2 separate regions of the Homo sapiens genome follow, and region 1 is linked to region 2. Evidence: chromatin contacts called from ENCODE Hi-C or POLR2A ChIA-PET data. All regions are on one chromosome and are shown on one strand. The core of a region is the stretch at or near the end of the contact, and the rest is flanking DNA. Distances in the headings are between cores, read along the strand shown.

Region 1 (2,700 bases), core at 130-2,629, 43 kb before region 2:
TGTGAATGGATGAACAAACAAATAAATACAATTTGAGAAGTCATTGACCATCCAGCTGTGTTTTATAATAATAGGGACATAAAAGAAAAGAGAAGGAATATTTTTGGATACCTATTTTATTTCAGGCCCTTTTGTGGGTGCTTTACTAACATTATTTCACTTCATCTTTTCTTCATACCACCTCTGTGAGGTTGGTATTATTCATTCAATTTTACAGATGAGAAAATTTCGCAGAAAAGTAAATAATTGTATAAGGACTACATTGGGATTCAAACTCAGGAGTGTCTGATTCTAATGCCTGTGCTCTGTCCAGGACACCTCACTGTACATTATCCAGGAATTTTTATTCCTCGGGTCCTCAGCAGCAGTGAAAACCATGGAGTGTAAGCTCAGCTACCTCCCCGGTCCTGGAGAGGCTTTCGCTAGCATTTCTCACATAATGTGTGCTCCTGCTGCCACCTGCTGGCACTTTGTGCATCCTAATTTTTCTTGGTAAACCCCTCAATCTCCGGGAAGAAGAAACCATCTGGCTCCAAAAAAGGCAAGAAGCTCCATGCAGACAACTAGCTGGTAAATCTTCCCCAAAGCTGGTAAAGCTATAAGGGAATAATTATTCTCATCGACCTCCCCTGGGGAGAAATCCTTTCTCTTTCGAAGTTACTCAGTTTTCATCAGATTCCAGGTATTGAAAGAAAGCCCAGATTGTGTTATCCAGACCATTTAAATTTGAATGGTGGTCTCTTGCTAGACTGGGGTATTCCATGCCCCTAGTATGTAACACTGATCATCATATTGACAAGCAACAAGCCAGTAGGTAACAGTGCCTCAACCAATAAGAGTCTAAGTGGCTGCAGAGCTGGGCTTGGCCTCTTTCCAGAAGGTGGTAGGGCCCCCAGGAATCAGGTTACTGCATATCCTGGTCCTTCACCTGGGCAGCTAGGACCAAGAGGGGACTCTCTTACCTCTGTCAAAGACATCACACACACAGACACACACATACAGACACACACACACACACACACACACACACACACTCTCTCTCTCTCTCTCTGTCTCTCTCTCTCTCTCTCTCTACCCCTCTCTCTGTCTCTCTCTCTCTCTGTCTGTCTCTCCCTCTCTCTCTCTCTCTGTCTCTCTCTCTCTCTCTCCACGTCCTGCAAAACATAATGATTTGTCATCTGGGGTGGATTATTAGATTTTTGTTTTCCTTTGTTTCCCTTTCCTTGACAAAATGGGGAAAAACCCTTCCCGGGGGCGGGAGAGCTTATTTCTGACTGCTGTAAAAAAAGAAAGCAGGAATTGTTGTCACGACAATGAGGAGCTCATCAAAGCCTCATTTTGCTCATCAGCCATCATTGCCCTCCATCCCGCACCCCCGCATGTTCCTCTAATTCAATGCCCGCCTAATGAATAACTCCCAGAACAAAAGCCCCTTTCAGGCTGCCTACATAATTATCAGAGGAGCCTTGCATAACTGTCGCAGACTACTCATGTTTTCAGGTCTGTCTCTAAATTTGGTTATTCACAACCTTTATAGCTCAATATTATTGCCTAACTGTGATCATTTTCTAATTATCCTAATAATACCTATTAAATAATTCCCATTAAATCACTTGAACCGGAGCAGCACAGGCCAGCTCAAATACAACTTAACCTAATAAGCGTTGGTCATTCATTAAGCAACAGGGCAATCTCTTAAAGGGACTGAATAGAATATTAAACCACCAAGGAATATTATTATTGCACAAATGTTATTACAAGTTAGAGTATATTAATTTTGGTGGCTGGTCTGCAAAACTTCCATTTGGTTGCTTTTGAGGCCACTCTCCCGTCTTGACTCTTTTAGTCTCCAGCCCCTTGTTGATCTGCATCTGTCACCCACACAAGGACAATCATGGGAAAAAGGCCCATAAACTTAACAGGGGAATTAAATTACCAAGGATATAAAGGGAATGAATGGAATCCATCTTCTGTCTGGCTTGGCACACCTCCGAAACATCACAAGCTGGCCAGATTTCTTTTGCTATAACTCAAACTAGCTCTCTCTTTTCTTTTTTTTTTTTTTTTTTTTTCATATTTGGGGATGAGGAAGATTTTCAGAAGATGCTTTACAATTTTGGTTTCTATCATTTAAATTTCAAGCAGTAAAAATTAGACAAATTCTTTAAAAGAAGATGTGTGTGGATACTTAGTAATATTTTGTAAAATGATATGAGTAGTGTTTACTAAATGCCTACAACCTAGGCAATACTCCGGTAGAGACTTTGCCTATCAACACTTCTAATTCTCAAAATGACCTGATAATATGGGGATTATTATCTTCACTTTTCAGATAAAAAATCTAGGACCAGAGAGGTTAAGTGATTTTCCCAGGACTATTCAGCCTAAGCGGAGTGGAATAGAATTTGAACACAGGGCTTATTGGCTTATTGGCGCCCACAGCTCCCCACTTCCCACCATGCCACCTCTTGGCCTGTGTTGCTGGCGGCAAACTGAAGCACGCCCTGGCTTTTCTGGTTTTTCCTCTTCTTTTCTAATGCTCTCACTGAGATCAGCAGATTGTCAAAGACAAGGACCAGAGCCTTCTGGACTGGGAATATGACCAAGCACCAAACAAGGGCAGTTCATTCTACCAAAAGTCCCACAGCAGCTGTAGAGATGGACAGTGACTCTCAGTCCAGGCAGCAAGAAACTCTTTAT
Region 2 (2,700 bases), core at 85-2,584:
TGGGAGGGTCTCCCACCAGCCTCCCTGCTCTCACCCCAGGCTGGGAGCTTCCTGAGGAGGGACTGATCCCCCACACTGGTGGCACACAGTAGAGTGGGCTGGAAGCCTTGGGATGGACCCTACACTCATATAGTCCGGGCCTGGGCAGCAGGCTTCCAGGGACTTGGGGAGGGCCAGAGCAGGGCAGTAAAGGCGATGACCCATGTGTGGCAATGCTAGCTCCTCTGCCCTCTGCTGTCGCCGCTGGGGGCTGTCAGAGGATTCAGGAGTGACTCTAGGCTGTCCTCAGATGAAGTGGCCTGCCCAAGAGTGCAGCCCTGGGTCCTGCTCCCAAGGTGCCCCTGTCCCAGCCTGACCTGGTGTGACGGTGGTGCGTCTGGGGATGGTGGGGGAATGACTCACTGGCTGGGAGCCTTGACTCAGAAGGAAGGAAGACCAGGGCTCAGTTCCAACTGCAACAACGTTTCTTGGTAGAAACCCCTGTCTAAGCCAAGGCCTTTCTGGGTCCTCCTCTCCTAGGGTGAGGCTGGAGAGGGAGTGGGTGTGGGGGGAGGTGGAAGGCAGCGATGAGCCTGGAACTGGATGAAGAGTCTCTGCCCCTCGCTCAGGGCCTGAGGAGGTAACTCTGCTCAGTGAGTGCTGCAGTCCCTGGATCCCCGGCCTGCCTAGATGCTGTGAGACTGTGCGTGTTCACTGCGCCCCCTGGCAGGGCCTGCCGCCTCAGCACCTGCCACAGCCCTGCTCTTCCCCAGGACACTGGGACCAAGGGTGACTCAGAAAAAGGAGCAGGTGTGTATGTGTGTGTATGTGTAGGGGTGTGAGTGTGTGTGCGTGTGCATGTGTGTGTGTGTGGATGTGTGGGTGTCTGTGTGTAGCATCCTGTTTTGTGTGAGGCCGTTAATCTGATGGCCCAGTCTCACTCCAGTGTACAGAATCAAATCATAGAGTTCCTGAACCTCAGTTTACTCATCTGTATTTCAAAAAGCTTAGAGGCAATGATGGCTAAGGCCCTGTCTGGGTGAAACTGTAGAATCCTAAGGCTCCATAATTCCTGAGCCAGGGGTGGGGTGGAGGGGGATGGGAAGATCTTGAGTCCCTTGGAAAAGGCTCCCTCTAGTCAGCAGTGGAAATAAAGTCAAGCTTATATTTTATTTCTTGCCTCTGACAACCAGGAGGCCATGCCAGAGAGATACCATGTAAGGAATGAGAACGGCTGCCCCTGAGAATTAACCAGAGATCTTCTGCCCAGCCCCAGCCTCCCACCCCCAGAGAGCTAGTGACTCACTCCACCAGAATTCTCTCCTCCAGTTCTGGTATTTGCTTGGGGTTGGAGACTGGAAGCTATTGGCCCGTTGCAGAGCTGCTGTGGAAAAAGAAAGGGACAGGGAAGATGGGGTGGGAGGAAGAGTCCATTAAATGTGTAGAGTAAGTAGGAATTTATCTCCTATAGCTCAATTACCACAAGTCAATAGACTAATGATTATAATAGACTGAACTCTCTCCTTCCCTCACACCATACTGCTGTCCCCACAACACACTCTACCAAACTTTTCATTTGTTCACACATCAAATATTTTTGTGTTTTTGTTTGCTTGTCACCAGGCTGGAGTGCAGTGGTGGGGTCATGGCTCACTGCCCCCTCGACCTCTCGGGCTCAAATGATACTCCCACCTCAGGCTCCCGAGTAGCTGGGACTATAGGCATGCACCACGACACGCAGATAATTTTTTAATTTTTATTTTTTATAGAGACAGGGTCCCACTGTGTTGCCCAGGTTGGTCTCAAACTCCTGGGCTCAAGTGATCCTCCCACCTCGGCCTCCCAAAGTGCTGGGGTTACAGGCATGAGCCACCACACCTGGCATCAAATATTTGAGACCCTGCTATGGGACAGGTACCACCCTCAGAGAATGCCTCAAATTATGAACCATCATTACTAAGATCATCAGTGAGCATCTACATGCATCTATGCGTATATGCATATGTGTAGACATATTTATACATGCATGTGTACATACGTACATGCACATATTCATTCATGTCAGAACAGTTATTTAAAGCTAAGGTCATCACGGGCCATCAATGTTCCATATATGTAATACATTAAAAACTGGAGCTGCTCTGATTGAAGCCAGGAAGCTGCAGGAAGTTCTACTCTCTGCCTCCCCTTTCCCCACAGAGCCCCCCAAACCCTTTGGAAACCAGGTTTAATTGAGGCTGTGGACCATCATTGCTGTGGCCCTCCCTTGGCCTGGTTCCAAGGGAAACATATTTGCGGGACACTGTACTTCCTGTGGAAGACCCCTCTGCCAGCTGGGCCTTGAGGATTAGCTGAGCAAAATGAACATCACATGCAGAAGAAAAACAGGTCTTGGTCACTTAGGGTGTGAGAGTGGGCAGTGGGGTCCACGTGTTCCCTGTTCCCAGGCAAGGCCTGCAGATGCATTCCCAGGCTTCAGGCCCCTGCGCCTCCATCACTGCTGGAGAGAAAGGATGGGGACGGTGAACATCTGAATGTGCACACAGGCAGGGCCAGGAAGCATGAACGGAAAGGAAGCCCAAGGGCATGATGTGGGTGTGGGAGATGGACGCAGGGAGGGTCTGAATCCAGGACCCTAAATCCAAGGCCCAGCTAGCCCAGCCCTCTGTCTTTCTTTCTGTCTAGAAACAGTCCTAGATATTCCACTCCCTGCCAGGTCTC

What was found. Hi-C counts contacts between places; a loop is a spot of excess contacts on that map. ChIA-PET counts read pairs that join two places held with the same protein, here RNA polymerase II (POLR2A). Pooled maps may share reads with other maps.
Region 1: a map of PC-9 shows a loop between it and region 2 (13-fold over the local background). The contact joins two enhancer-like sites. A Hi-C loop is called at or near these places in 10 of 168 maps with a recorded cell type or tissue (A673, IMR-90, K562 and 6 more) and 17 of 50 pooled maps. POLR2A ChIA-PET finds 5 or more read pairs at or near these places in 6 of 52 experiments (A549, AG04449, AG04450 and 3 more).

Annotation. Positions count from the first base shown.
Region 1 is chr11:12,329,235-12,331,934 of GRCh38, reverse strand. It overlaps a transcript of MICAL2 not described here. Among named protein-coding and RNA genes, the nearest start is that of PARVA, 47 kb to the left of the region's middle. RefSeq lists an enhancer at 964-1,465. Within about 2 kb of position 1,379, at least 3 of the 41 ENCODE cell types and tissues checked have a DNase peak (open chromatin) inside an H3K27ac peak, as active enhancers do.
Region 2 is chr11:12,285,750-12,288,449 of GRCh38, reverse strand. It overlaps a transcript of MICAL2 not described here. Among named protein-coding and RNA genes, the nearest start is that of PARVA, 90 kb to the left of the region's middle. Within about 2 kb of position 1,334, at least 23 of the 41 ENCODE cell types and tissues checked have a DNase peak (open chromatin) inside an H3K27ac peak, as active enhancers do.